Regions from separate parts of the Homo sapiens genome. Here region 2 is linked to region 1. Evidence: read pairs that join two places in POLR2A ChIA-PET (ENCODE). Cell type or tissue: Panc1. All regions are shown on one strand.

Region 1 (8,000 bases):
CCCATGCAGAAGGAAGGAAGGAAGAAATCATGCCTATTGCTTCTTTCCTTTTGTCATCAGGAATCCCCAGGAGTGCCGTGACACTGAGGTTTCCAGAGGGTGCTTTTTCTTTAATTAACCCAGGTATTCATTCCAAAACTCAGAGAATGGTTTTCTTAGGGCGGCGGATTAGGGCAGGCATAGGGTCCTAACCTATGTCTTAATCTTTTGCTTTATGTGGTTTCTTTCAGCTGTGACCACCCCGATCCACCATTCATTCTTAATCCAGACACCTCTTTGTACAGCTCACTCTCCACTGCACGCTCTATTTTCTTCCATCTTCCTGGCTTCCAGCCGTACTGCTTATTCTTCTGTTCGGAGGCTAACCTAACCCATCAGACTTGAGGCTTGGCCCCGTCTTCCCTTGAGTCAACATCTTCCTCTAATAATACTTCTGTAGTGGACATTCTATCTGATTCTGTACTGTCCCTTCCACCACCCCTCCCCGCCGCCCCATTAGTAGCAACAATACAGTGGGGAAGAATTTACAAGTCTAGGCCACACACGGACACTGATCCTATGCCGAATTTGACTTCCAAATAATGTTTCTGTCTCTGCACCACTTACTCCAGAATCTAAGTCCTGGGAGGAAGGATCTAATTGCTCAGCTTCACAGCTAACTTCTTGAACTTGGCTCCTTCAGCTTCCATAGTGGATGATGAGATGAGAGGGGCGACAAGTGACTTAGACAGCCCTCTTGTCAGACCTAATCACAGTACATAATTCTCCCAGCAGGAACACTGGTGCAAATAAGAGGGCAGGCAATTCTAGATCATCGCTGGGTTTTGTTTGTTTTGTTTCTTATCTTTAATTTTTTTTTTTTTTTTTTTTTTTGAGACAGAGTCTCGCTCTGTCGCCCAGGCTGGAGTGCAGTGGCGCGATCTTGGCTCACTGCAAGCTCTGCCTTCCGGATTCACGCCATTCTCCTCCCTCAACCTCCCCAGTAGCTGGGACTACAGGCGCCCGCCACCACGCCCAGCTAATTTTTTTTTGTATTTTTAGTAGAGACAGGGTTTCACCGTGTTAGCTTGTTTTGTTTTTTGAGACAGGGTCTCACTCTGTCCACCAGGCTGGAGTGCAGTGGTGCAATCACAGCTCACTGCATCCTTAACCTCCTGGGCTCAAGTAATCCTCCCGCCCCGGCCAAGAAGAAGCTGGGACTACAGGTGCATACTGCCACACCCAGCTAATTTTTAAATATTTTGTAGAGATAGGGTTTCACTACGTTGCCCAGGCTGGTCTTAAACTCCTAGGCTCAAGCGATCCTCCCGCATCAGCCTCCAAAGTAGCTAGGACTACAGGTTCATGACACTACACCAGGCTAATTTGGTTTTTTTTTGTGGGTTTTTTTTGTTTGTTTTTTGTAGAGTCAAGGTCTCACTATGCTGCCCAGGCTGGTCTCAAACTCCTAGTCTCAAGCAATCTGCCTGCCTTGGCCTCCCAAACTGCTGGGATTACAGGCATGAGCCACCACACCCAGCCCATCACTATTGAATAGAATAATAACACAAACCACACACGTAATTGTAAATATTCTAGTTGCCACACTTTTAAAAGGTAAAAAGAAACAGATGAAATTAATTTTAACATTACAATTTATTGAACCTAACATTTCTAAAATATCTTCATGTCAACCTGAAATCAATATAAAAATTTGTAATGAGATATATTCCTTACTTCCTGTTGTTATTCTAAATCTTTGACATCCAGGGTGTATTTTACACTTACAGTACAGCTGTCATTGAAAACATTTGATCTGTATTTATAGTTACAGTTGAAAAAGTAGAACAGCATATGCAGGTTGTTCCAAAGATACTTAAATATTTTCCAAGTATCAAAAAATCACTTTCCTGTATTATTCACTTCCACATTGGTGAAGCTAGTTCATCTTTATTGGAATAGTGGTTTGACTTTGAAGCAAAAGCATATCAGTTTTAAAACTACTTCTGTCCAGGCTGGGCACAGTGGCTCATGCCTATAATCCCAGCACTTTAGGAGGCTGAGGCGGATGGATCATTTGAGGTCAGGAGTTCAAGACCAGCCTGGCCAACATGGTGAAACCCCATCTCTATTAAAAATACAAAAATTAGTCCGGTGGTAGTGGTGCATGCCTGTAATCCCAGCTACTCAGGAAGCTTGAGCCTGGGAGGCAGAGGTTGCAGTGAGCCAAGATCACGCCACTGCACTCCAGCCTGGGCAACAGAGTGAGACCCTGTCTCAAAAAAAAAACAAAAAACAAAAAACAAAAACCTACTTCTGTCCGAGTTATAGCAATTCACCAATCCTCATGTCAACTCAGTATTAACATGGAATGTAAAAGGATGCTGTATAAATTGAAAAGTAACTCTAAAGTTTGTCAATATCAACAATATTCTTCAAATTTTTCTTGTAAGTTTTGCAGATAATTTACATAATACTGGTGATTACCATTAAAAATATTTTGCAGCCAGGCGCGGTGGCTCATGCCTGTAATCCCAGCACTTTGGGAGGCCGAGGTGGGGAAGATCACTTGAGCTCAGGAGTTCGAGACCAACCTGGGAAACATGACAAGACCCTGTATCTACAAAAAAAAAAAAAAAAAAAAAAAAAAAAAAAAATTAGCAGGCCATGATGGTGCGTGCATCTGTAGTCCCAGCTACTTGAGGGGCTGAGGTGGGAGGATCACTTGAGTCTGGGAGGCAGAGGTTGCCGTGAGCCAAGATAATGCCACTGCACTTCAGCCTGGGCAACAGAGCAAAACCCTGTCTTAAAAAATATATATTTTGCATATTGATTCATGTTAAAAATATGCAGAATCATTACTATTGATTTGTATTATGAAATGTTTTCATTTCAATGTAAATTCTTATACTTTTCCAGCTAGGTCACAGGTTTTTCTTTCTTTAGAGCTTGGAATTTATCTCATTTCATATACACTATGATATTGCTGAGAAAACTTAAGTCACACTGCCATGTTTATCTTTGATTATTAAATATTTGGCAAGCATTCCCTTTGTTTCAAGAAAATCTTGAATTGGAATTGACAGTACAGTAAATCTTTGTAAAACTCTTCCATGACTCAACCAATGAACATTGGCGAAGACCCAAGATCACCCCATTCATTGCCTTCTATTTCTTTCAAAAATCCCATGCACTGGTGGTGATTCACAGCATTTGTATGTATACACTGAACAGTTTTAACAACTGTACCCATGACACTTTCCATGGAGCCTGCTTCCAAAAGCAGCACAAATATTTTCAGTATTTATCATACAGTGGGATGAAGCAATAAGGGAAACATCAGTCTCTTGTTTTGAAACTCCAATAAAACCAGATTTTTGACCAAACATAGCTGGAGGACCATCTGGCATGATAGAAACTAATTTTTTCATATCTAAGTGAAATTTTTTTGGTCAGATGTAAAAGATGTTTTTAAAATCTATGCTACACTTTGGTAAGCCATGAATTGACAAGGTTTTTTCATAAATTTGGAAGACCTTTTTGAATAAATATACCCAGGCTATTAGTTGGGTGGTATCTCATGGCATGACTCAGCTAAATTGTGCAATTTTCCAAAATTTGAATCCATTTAGCTTTAATACGTTCTTTCATTCTATGGGCAATTGTTTGGTGGCTTAATTGCAGATTATTCACTTTCTGTAAAATCTTTATTTTTATTTATTTATTCATTTATTTTGAGACAGAGTTTCCCTCTATTTCCCAGGCTGGAGTGTGGTGGTGCGGATTGACCCCACTCCAGTTTTGACCTCCTGGGCTCAGTGATCCTCCCACCTCAGCCTCCTCCCCAGTAGCTGGGACTACAGGGGTGCACCACCACACTCAGCCATTTTTTTCTATTTTTCGTAGAGACAGGGGTTCACCATGTTGCCCAGGATGATCTCACACTCCGGTGCTCAAGCAATCTGCCCACCTTGGCCTCCCAAAGTGCTGGGATTACAGGTGTGAGCCACCACGCCAGCCTAAAATATCTTTTTAGTCTTTTCCTCATAATTTTCTAACAAAATTTTTACAACTTAAATAATTTTTTTACCATCTTTCCATTAAAAATTGTGTACATGTGTATACGCGCATGCATGCAAGAATCCTAGTCATTTTTATAGCTGGCCAAAGTTATAATCTCTAATCCTGATAAAATAAAATCTATTTAAAAGGTTTTTGCTCAACATTTTATTCTGATTTCAACTAACTAATTTCATTGGGTTTTCTCATTGTGGTAAAATATACACAACATAAAATTTACTATTTTAATCATCTGTAGGTATACATCTCCATGGCATTAAGTACATTCACACTGCTGTGAACCATCACCACCGTCCATCTCTACAACTTTATCTTCCCACACTGAAATTCTGACCCCATTAAACACTAACTCCCCCTTTCGCCCAGGCTGGAGTGCAGTGGTGTGATCTTGGCTCACTGCAACCTCTGCCTCCTGGGTTCAAGGGATTCTTCTGCCTCAGCCTCCTGAGTAGCTGAGATTACAGGCACGCGCCACCATGCCTGGCTAATTTTTGTATTTTTAGTAGAGATGTGTTTTCACCATGTTGGCCAGGCTGGTCTCGAACTCCTGACCTCAAATGATCAGCTGTCTCAGCCTCCCAAAGTGCTGGGATTGCAGGCGTGAGCCACTGCACCCAGCCTATTTTCTATATCTATGAGTTTGACTACTCTAGGAAATTCATATGTGTAGAACCATACAGTATTTATCCTCTTTTGTTGGGCTTATTTCACTTAGCATAATGTCTTCACGGTTCATCCATATTGTAACAAGTGTCAGAATTTCCTTCTTTCTTAAGACCATATACTATCCATTCATCTGTTGATGACCATTGGGGTAATTTTCACCTTTTGGCTATTGGGAATAATGCTGCCATGAACTTGAGTGTACAAGCATCTATTTGAGTTCCTGCTTTCAGTTCTTCTTGATATATACTAAGAAGTGAAATTGCTGGATCCATGGTATTTCTTTAATTTTTGAGCAATTGTACCACTTTCCACAGCAACTTTTTTTTTTTTTTTGAGATGGAGTCTCGCTCTGTCGCCCAGGCTGGAGTGCAGTGGCACAATCTTGGCTCACTGCAACCTCCAACCCCCAGTTCAAGCGATTCTCCTGCCTCAGCCTCCCAAGTAGCTAGGACTACAGGTGCCCACCACCACGCCTGGCTAATTTTTTGTATTTTTAGTAGAGACGGGGTTTCACCGTGTTAGCCAGGATGGTCTCGATCTCCTGACCTCATGATTCACCCGCCTTGGCCTCCCAAAGTGCTGGGATTACAGGCGTGAGCCACCGCGCCCGGCCCACAGCAACCATTTTACAGTCCCACCAGCAAGGCACAAGGGTGGAAGTTTTCTAGTTTGTCTGCATCTTCACCAACACTTGTTTCCTGTGCCGTTTTGTTTTGTTGGTAATCGCCATCCTAATGGGTATGAAGTGGTATTCTGAGGTTTGGATTTGCAGTCTCCTAGTGTCAAGGGATGTTGAGCATCTTTTCATGTGCTTCGTTAGTTCTTTCTTGAATGTGGAGAAAAACTTATCAAACTCACTATGTATTTGCTGAAAATGTCTCAATAGTTTCCACCTTATTCTCATAAAATTTTTTTTCACAACCAACATGCAGCTTTTTTGTTTCACTCTACCACAGCAAGTTGCAACTGTCATCCATCATGAAATCGGTGGCACATCTTCCTACAGTTTCTTAAGCGTTTCCCTTTTTAAAATTGACAAGCAGGCCGGGTGCGGTGGCTCACGGCTGTAATCTCAACACTTTGGGGGACTGAGGCGGGAGGATCGCTTGAGCCCAGGAGTTTGAAATCAGCCTGGGCAACATAGTGAGACCCTGTCTCTACTGAAAAAAAAAATTAGCCTACTCTGCCTCAAAATAAATAAATAATTGACAAGTAAAAATTGTATATATTTATGATGCACAATTGGTGTTTTTATATATGTATAAATTGTGGAATGGCTAAATCAAACTATTTAACATATGCATGTTACCTCACATACTTCTTTTTGTTTTCTTTGTTTTTTGTTTTGTTTTGTTTTGTTTTGTTTTTTTGAGACAGGGTCTCACTCTGTGGCCCAGGCTGGAGTGCAGTGGCACAATCATAGCTCACTGAAACCTCGAACTCCTGGGCTCAAGCCATCTTCCCACCCCAGCCTTCTGAGTATCTGGGACCACAGATGTGCACCACCACACCCAGCTAATTTTTTTATTTTTTGTAGAGACAGGATCTCCCTATGTTGCCCAGGTTGGTTTCAAACTCCTGGGCTCAAGAAATCCTCCCACCTCTGCCTCTCAAAGTGCTGGGATTACAGGCATGAGCCACTTCATCCAGCCCTCACATACTTCTTTGTGTGTGTGTGGTAAGAACACTTAATATCTACTCTCTTAGCAATTTTCAAATATACAATATGTTATTAACCATACTCACCATGTTGTACAATACATCTCTTGAACTTATTCCTCCAGTCTAACTGAATTTTTGTATCCTTTCACCAACATCTCCCCAATTTCCCCATCCCCCAGCTTCCAGTCTCTCTCTCTCTTTTTTTTTTTTTTTTTTTTTTTTTTTGGAGATGGAACCTAGCTCTGTCACCCAGGCATGACAGTGGCACAATTTTGGTTCACTGCAAACTTCACCTCCTGGGTTCAAGTGATTCTCCCACCTCAGTCTCCTGAGTAGCTGGTATTACAGGCATGCGCAACCAAGCCCAGCTAATTTTTGTATTTTTAGTAGAGATGGAGTTTCACCATGTTGGCCAGGCTGGTCTCGAACTCCTGACCTCAAATGATCTGCCTGCCTTGGCCTTCCAAAGTGCTGGGATTACAGGTGTGAGCCACCACACCCAGCCTCCAGTCTCTTAATTTACTATTCTTGTCATAGCACTAACATTTGCATCTCCATTTAATTCTACATCAGTTGCCTGCCTTTATTTTAAATTGGAAATTTTGTTCATGTATAGAAAAATAATTGAATTATAATTAAAATATTATGTATTTTTCTTTAGTGAACAATGTGATGCAAAGGTAACATGCAATTCATACTGTCTGGATAAAACATTCAGGTAAACACATTACAATGTTGTATCAATGCACAGAAAAAAAGGGTTTGGCCAGGTGCAGTGGCTCACGCCTGTAATCCCAGCACTTTGGGAGGCGGAGGCGGGTGGATCACTTGAGGACAGGAGTTTGAGACCAGCCTGGCCAACATGGCAAAACCTTGTCTCTACTAAAAATACAAACATTAGCCTGGCACGGTGGCAGGTGCCTGTAAGCCTAGCTACTTGGGTGGCTGAGGCAGGAGAATCGCTTGAACCTGGGAGGCAGAGGTTGCAGTGAGCCAAGATTATGCCACTATACTTGAGCCTGGGCGATAGAGTGAGACTCTGACTCAAAAAAAAAAAAAGAAAGAAAGAAAAAAAGGATTCAAACCAAACGAATTGACACCTGTTAGATGAGTGATAGGTTCACATGTGATCTGAGAAAACACGCACACGCCTGCCATGTGCACTGGCAATATAAGAATATTTTATGTGATGCACTTAGGAGAGAGAAATATAATCCTACCAAAGCAAAATTAAACTTAATAGAAAAATATTTTATACTGGTTCAGTTTTAAAATTTTAAAAATTAAGGAAACCTAAAAAGTTGGGCTCCCCATTCACATTAGCTACATTGCTAGTGCTCATTTGCCACACGTGGCCAGTGGCCAGTGGCTACTGGATTGAACAGTGTAGCTCCGTGTAGATCTATCAAACAACGATAAATTGTCTACGCAATTCCACTGCTCAGTATCTTCTCTAAAGAAACTCTGTCCAGGTGCACAGAAGGTATGTAGGAAGATGTTTCCCGCAACATTGTTTATAACAGTCACTAAGGAGAACAACCCACATATCCACCAACTGGGTATGGCAAAAAAAAAAAAAAAAAATTGTGGTGTATCTATTCTAAGGAATCGTA
Region 2 (8,000 bases), 130 kb after region 1:
GTATATTGTTTTTCCTTTCTTAGTTTAAGAGGCTTTATCTTTTAACAAGTGAACTTAACCCATTCACATTTATTGTGACACAGATAATTGGGGGCTTCTATTTAGCATCCTAGTTTGCATTAACCAGAATTTTGAAATTTTTTAAAATTCCATTTTCCATGTCCGTTGAATAGATGAAGTTTTCTAATTTTCCTTTTTCCCCCCTTCCAGTGGTTTGGGTGATTATGAACATAGTTAACTTAAAATTTTTAACTACACATAAACCATGCCAGTATTAGTCAGTATTGATATTTGTTACCTAGCAACCCCCACCTACGTTCACTGTTTACTCCTTCTGCACTCATTACTTCTATGTCTTATTTTGTATCTAAGATTGTACTTCAGATTAGCTTCATGTAATAATCAGTAGTTACATTGTCTTGATGTCTTTACTGGTTTTAATGAAGCTTTCTGGCCCCGGAAATGAATACCTATCTCAGCTTTGTATTCCACATGGTACTTTACTGATCAGAAGTACAGCAGTTACTTGAGTTCATGCCTTCATATAGATCATTCACAGTTTTTGTATATAGGTTTTCTTCTGGTTCTTTGATAAATAAAAAGCATCTTCCTGCTCCTTTCTCACAGACTTTGTTTGGACCTAAAACTGTCACAATTTTTTTTTTAATGTTTAGATTTTTAAAGTAATGAAGTGGCAACAAACCTGTATTACAGCAGCAGGTAGCTGCCACCTTAAGTTGATGTTCAATTGCCAGATGCCACACTAAGTCCAGTACTAAGCATGTAAAAGCTGAGTAAGCATTTTTATGTTCCTCATAATGTTACATATACAGTTGTCCCTTGGTATCTGTGATGCATTGGTTCCGGGACCCCCAACAGATACCAGAATTCATGGATGTTCAAGTCCCTTATATAAAATGGTGTAGTATTTGCATATAACCTAGACACATTCTTCTATATGCTTTGAATCATCTCTAGATTACTTACAATACCAAATATAATGTAAATGCTGTGTAAATAATTGCATTGGTTTTTATTTATATTTTTATTTTTGGTTTGTTTGTTTGCTTAGTATTTTTGATCCATGGTTGGTTGAATCTGTGGGTGGGGCACACATGGATGTGGAGGGCTGCCTGTACTTTATCTTCCTTAGGTTTCAGAGGTACTTTAGAATATTCTAGTGCCATATGGTCTTCATGAAGTGTTTTTGATAGCCAGTGTCTGCTTATTACTGCATGAGGTACACGAAGGAATATACGTTATTGTTACATATTAGAAGCATTATATTGTCTGGGAGACAAAATTTTCACCCATAATTAGGCCTAGAAAGCACTTTGCCCCAATTATCAGTAAGAGACTCATCAGTGAGCATCAAGAATGGAAAGGATTATAAACAGTAGATGGAATATTTGTAATTATTCACTGTAATTCTTCCTGAACTACAATTTGTATTACTTTAGAAAAATGGAAGTCACATGGAAAAAAAAAAAGAGGCTAAGATCATATATTATATTAAAAAAGTATAAATGACATAGACTAAATTTACCAGATGTTCAGAGAAGAAAGAAAATGGGGAGATCAGTTTGTTAGGTGAAGGGAGGCTAGAGCTGAGAGTGTGGAAGAGGAAGTTGGTGGCTATTGTAAACTCAGGTGACCAAGGCTTTAATGACATTGTCATATATATTGTAGGCATTTGATAAAGATTTCTTTTGGACACAGTAATAACTTCACTTCTGTTTACTGAGTGGTTACAACACACTGGGCACTTGACCAAGACTGTTGCTACTTTATGGAGGAGAAAGACACAGAGGTAACTCAGATGGTGAATAGTGGGCTGTTTTAATTCCAGGGTGGGAGCTCTTAACCCTTGAATGGAGATTTTTCTCTGAGTGCCCTCACCAGTAACATGGGGGTGTTTCACTTCACTTATCTGACAGTGGTATCTGTGAGGATACATTACAGCATTTCATAGAAACATTCAACTGCTACCAAAGTATAAGGTGGTATTGTGTCAGTCATTAACGAATAGCCACTGTTTATATAGCCTTATGTTCTGTGTTTTATAAACATGAAGACATTTAACCTTAGGATAGCTCTGCAAGGTGTAGGTACTATCTCCATTTTACCGAGAAAACAGCAGGCTCAGTTAGGTTTATACAACTTGCCCAAAGACAGAAAGCTTGTAAAGGCAGGGCTGGGGTTGAAACCTGGCACCAAAAGCTCATACACCATGCATCTCTGTACTTCTCCAACTGGGTTTACTTACACTAGCTTAAGGCATTTCCATCCGTTTTATTTCTTTCTTTCCACTCTTTTATGAGTCAAAAATTTCCCTATTTGCAGTTTCCGATTTATTTTTCAGATTTAAGATAGAGCATCCAGATTATTTATCTCATTTTGATTCATCTCATAGATAACGTTATCTTTGTCTTTAGTTCCATGTTCTGAGTTTGTCTTATATGATTCAGATATTACATTTTTAGCAAATACAGACATTGTTAACTTAGCCTTTTTGTAAGAAAACCAGCAGGTTGTTTTCTAACCTTGTGTTGTTCTTGTGTTGTCTTCCAAAGATGAAAAATAGAGACCAAACACATTAACAATGAGGCAGAATAAGAACAGTTGCCAAGGAATAGAGGATTCCCTTAGGACTACTGAAAATTGGTTGGCCACATTTGTTCTTTGAGTCATTGCGAGTTCCCTGGTTTTGTAATGATCCGATGATGATGTCTTTGACCAGAGAGTAATGTGGTAAAAGAGATAGTGAACATGAGTTGTTGTCTTGGCCGAAGGTCCCTGGGCCCTTATTGGGTAGGTAGGTAGCAGAAGTGAAATATGACTCTTGGCAGTGACATCTCCTAACAAAATTTGAGCCTGTAAATGAGGATATCCCTGCTCACAGAAAGCTTCTGTTTTTTTAGGATTATTTTTCTTAGTGCCTTTGAATTTAGATGGCTTACTTTGGAGGTACACTTTACTGGCTAATCTTTTCCACCCCTTTTCTTTTGTTGGGATTAGTGCCAGAACAGATAAAGCCCAGTGTAAGCCAGCCTCAGCCTGCCAACTCTAATAACGGCACTTCCACAGCAACCAGCACTAATAATAATGCCAAGCGAGCTACAGCCAACAATCAGCAGCCACAGCAGCAGCAGCAACAGCAGCAGCCGCAGCAGCAGCAGCCACAGCAGCAGCCACAGCCGCAGCCGCAGCAGCAGCAGCCACAGCAGCAGCCACAGGCCTTGCCTCGGTATCCTCGTGAAGTACCTCCACGATTTCGCCACCAGGAACACAAACAGCTTCTAAAGAGGGGTCAGCATTTTCCTGTTATAGCAGCAAACCTTGGATCTGCTGTTAAGGTGTTAAACAGCCAGTCAGAAAGCAGTGCTTTAACAAATCAACAGCCACAAAATAACGGAGAGGTGCAGAACAGCAAAAACCAGTCAGGTGAGAGAAGGCATTTCTTACGAGACTCACACCTTATCATCATTAGCTGTATAGCAAGTTGATAAATTCGTAGCTTTTTGGTGATGTATTTGTATTCATCAGTATGTGGGCTTTAATGTAAGAGTTCTTTATAGGGAGTTATGAATGGGGAATCTTAGAATATTTCCTGTAAGTTACCTACTTTAAAATGATTATTTTAATTACTGATTCTCCCTTCAGGTTCTGCCCATTTTAATAAGGAGCTTATAGCTAAAGTTGACTATAAGACTGTAGCTAAAATTGAGCACCCTTCCCCCCAGGCCATGTGCTGAGCAGTTATACATATTATTGCATTTAATCTTCAACAACGTTGTGAGACTGAGTTCTTACCTCCACTTTCAGTAGAGGCAGCTGACATACCAAGATGTTAAATAACTTGCCCAGGCTCATTCAGTTACCACATGCCATAAAAAGACTGGCACTCATAGAAATTATATTCAAACAGAGGAAATGCATTCAGTTATTTGTCTCAGAGTGGCTTCTCTGAGCTTGGTAGTGATGGTGAGGCAGAAAATAAATCTGGTATGTGATTACAGGTTTTCTCAAAACCCAGTTTGTTTCAACATGTTCTGGAAAGTTTTGATGGTCTGTTAGTCTGTCCATCCATTCATTTATCCAACTATTTGAAAGCTTTACCACAAGCCAGGTAGAGAATTAGGTGCTAGGGTTGAGGGGGAATGAAGGTGCCCATACAAGAACACACTTCTAGAGGCAGTATAGCATACTGATAAAGAAGGAAGTCTCTAGAATCAGATAGACTAGGGCCTTACATCCCGGTGCCCCCATATCCCAGTGTGTGTGACCTTGGGCAGGTTACTTAATTGCTCTATGTGCCTGAGCAGTCTTTCCTAACTGTGCCAGGTAGTTACTCACTTTCTATACCTGTGCTCTCTTTTATATACCAAGAACTACTCTGTACATTGTAATATATTATGGTATTTCACAGTGAATAAGTAGCAGATCCTGGACTCACATCAAGATCTGTCTGACTCCAAAGATATGCTTGTAACCACCATGCTGTGCTTTGGCAACATACAGGATGTGATTGGTAATGAGGAAGAGGACACAAATGTGAGTTTTCTAGCATAGGCACATTGTTATTGGAAAGGATACAAATTTAAGTCATTGTCCTGAGTTAATATTTACTTGCTAATTTCCCAGCACCTTATTACCTGTGTGAGCTTGGCCATAACACATCTGACCTTCTTTGCTAATCTGTAAAACAGTAGTACCCAACCCTATAAGGCTGCTGTGTAGACTTAATTACATGACATGTTATTAAAGGAACTACCTTAATGCCTGGTATCTAGGTGCCAAATAAATTATCTTCCTAATAACTCTTATAGAAGGACCTGTACTCTTCAAGAAGAGTTTGGTTAATACTAGATCTAATGCCAAGTAGTAGGCAATTAGTCATTTGAAGTTCATCTGGGGAGTCAGATTGGAAGCAAATGTACTGGTCATCAGCATAATGAAAAATGTGGTTAAAAACTTCGGGAGAGGTTAGTTATACAACAGATGATGGAGTACCTGCTGTGAGCTAAGGAAGGTGGAATGGTACTGAACAAGACAGTGAAGTGGGATAGTATATTTAGAAAATATGTCAAATATGCCTTTTCACTTGGGGAAATGAAGAGAACCTGTTTTTGGATGGAAACAACAGGAGTGTAAGAATCTTGCTTCTCAAAAATAACTATGAGTCAAAAATATCAAAAGTGTTACAGGTGTGGGTTCAGATGAGAAGAAGGCCTCAGGTGTGGGCATAGGAAGAAGCTTTCAAAAAATGTCTGAGAAGGAAAAACGTCATGCCTATTTCTAAAAGAATTTTACTAGGGTGGACTGCATTGATGTGGAGGCTAAGGTGGAAGTGAGGAGGGTGCAGCAATCTGACTGAAGCCTGGATTCAATCTCAAAAAACAACTAGAAAATGCAGATGATGAAGCCAAGGCATTCCAAAGAAGAGCCAGATTTGTACTTTTGTCTCTTAAAAAATTTATGAATCCCCACTTAACAGCATATTTTACATATTTACATTAAAACATCTTTCTAAGTGTTACTAGGATTGGTAATAGAAACTTTAGCTTGCAAAATAGACCAGGAGAGTCAGTGAAGGCCTCTTATGAGTTAGGTATCTCCAGCTCCTACCAAGTTATTAATATTAATAACGATACAGTGGCTAATCCTTATGGGGTGCTTACTGTGCCCACACACTACTAACTCATTTAATACTTCTTTTACAGAGTAGATAGTATCATGTTCATTTTACAGATTAGGAAGTAGCCTAGAGGCCAGTGAAGAACAAGGTACTAGTTAGTATAAACAGCGTGCACAGTAGCCCAGAAACACAAACATTCTTTGTTGTGAACTACATGTAGTTCAGAATTGGGAGAACATAGTGTTGGCTTGGTTTTTTGTTTTGTTTTGTTTTGTTTGATCTATTCGTATTTGGCTTTTTTACATTCTCATTTTTAATTTTTTTAGAATCCTGTGCTAGTCAAACTAGACAACTCTGCAGACCAGCCCTGGGCTGCCATTTTGGGGCTGTGCCTCAGACACTTATTGATGGTTTAAATTGAGACTTGAGACCTCTTTTTTGCAGTTGACCACTTAGACCCCAAAGAGGTGAAATAACTGTTTAATATGGGGGCCCACAAACCATGTAATGAAAGTGAAGGCTTTGGGGGGATGACTAGGCTCAACAGGAGCAATATTGTTCTTATAGGCCAAAGTGTTCTATCCTATTTTTTATCCACCTGACATGATCCATACAGAAAAATTAAGAAGACTAACATAGTGAACACTCGTATACCCTCCACCCAAAACTGGTGGTGGTTAACATTGTCCCATCTTGACTTGACACACCTCTCTTTCTCTCTCTCATATATGCATGCATGTGCACATTATTGTTGAACCACTTAAAAGTAAGTATGCAAACATTATGGCACTTCAACTTTAATCCTTCCACAGGTAATTATCCTAAGAATAAGCATAGTCTCCTATACAACCACAATACCATTATCACCCCTAAGTAAAAGAACAACAACAATATCTTCTGATAGTTTATATCCACATTTTTGCTAGTTGTCCCAAGAATGTATTGCTTGCTTGTTTGTTCACAGTATGTTAGTGTTTATATAAAATATAAAGCATATAGAACACTATGTATTGCTTAGGGGATGAATTCAAATGTAGTGAGATATAAAGATTTACATGAGTGATTACCACTGGTATACCTACTGGCGAAGGAAAGAGAGAGAATACCTGCGAGTTTTTTCTGCCATATTAGTAACGCATTTCTTAAGGTGTATGAGTATATTTTATATTACTCTTTTATGGCCTTATCTATTATGTTTGAAGTAGTTTTTTTTTTTTAAAGAAAAAGACATTTGAGGCATAATGGTGAATGACCAATAATTGGGATGTTTTAACCAAAAGTGTTAACATTAAAGTTTCTGGAGATATTTAAAGGTTAAAATGCTGTCCATCCCCATCCATCCGTGCTCTTGCATTGGGCTTTTAGCACGGTGTACCTCCTTGCTGTCTTGCAACTTCTACTACTTGCTTGCAACTTGCACCTTCCCCTTGGACGATAAACAAACTCAGATCTTCTCTATCCTTAAAAAAATTTTCTTAAGCCTCCATACTCTTTTTTTTTTTTTTTTTTTTTTTTTGGAGGAGACAGCGTCTTACTTTGTCACCCAGACTGGAGTGCAGTGGCATGAACACGGCTCACTACAGCCTCAACCTCCCAGCTCAAGTAATCCTCCCACCTCAGTGAGTCTCCCTGAGTAGCTGGGACTACAGGCGTTCACCACCACACCTGGCTAATTTTTGTGTGTTTTGTAGAGATGGGGTTTTGCCATGTTGCCTAGGCCAGTCTTGAACTCCTGAGCTCAAGCTATCTGCCTGCCTTGGCCTCCCAAATTGCTGGGATTACAGGTGTGAGCCACCACACCCGGCAAAATTCCCATACTCTTTTGAGGCTATTACAGAATTTCTCCCTCCCCCCTTTCAGTGTTACTGAAGGAATAGTCTGTACTTGCAGTCTTTAATGTATTACATCAGTCTCTCATAATCTGGCTTCTGCTCACTTGACTAAAATAACTCTATTGCTGAAGTCACTGATCTTCTGAATGTCAAATGCAAACCTTTTTGTTCCCTCCCAAGGCTTTGTTTCAGATCTCGCCACATTTTAGGTCCTCTTCTGGAAGTCTTCAGCTGATGTTGGGCCCCTCAAAACTCAGTATGTCCAAACTTGAACTCTTTGTGTTGCCCCGTACCACTTCCTCCTCCTGCGTTCCTTTGCTCAAATAGTTGCCACCCCCATTCATCCAACCACCCATCTAGAAACCTTGAAATCATGCTTTACTCTTCCCTCTCCTATATGTCTCACAGGCCAGTGGGTTACTGTACTCTGCTGATTTTAACTCTTTTTTTTTTTTTTTGAGATGGAGTCTCGCTGTTGCCCAGGCTGGAGTGCAGTGGCACGATCTCGGCTCACTGCAAGCTCTGCTTCC

The links. Peaks named below come from ENCODE experiments on the same cell type or tissue, not always from the same donor. Only the 100,000 strongest peaks of a DNase experiment are listed, where the experiment ranks them.
Region 2: POLR2A ChIA-PET joins it to region 1 with 5 read pairs; 5 of 35 experiments call an interaction of 5 or more read pairs at or near these places.

The regions. Positions count from the first base shown.
Region 1 is chr16:24,643,232-24,651,231 of GRCh38, forward strand. It overlaps a transcript of TNRC6A not described here. Among named protein-coding and RNA genes, the nearest start is that of LINC01567, 24 kb to the right of the region's middle. In Panc1, no CTCF peak of the experiment used is centred here; a DNase peak (open chromatin) is centred at 3,240; H3K27ac peaks cover 3,987 bases.
Region 2 is chr16:24,773,915-24,781,914 of GRCh38, forward strand. It overlaps TNRC6A (trinucleotide repeat containing adaptor 6A), which reads left to right. Exons shown (of 25, transcript NM_014494.4): 5 at 3,019-3,444. Among named protein-coding and RNA genes, the nearest start is that of TNRC6A, 48 kb to the left of the region's middle. In Panc1, no CTCF peak of the experiment used is centred here; no DNase peak of the experiment used is centred here.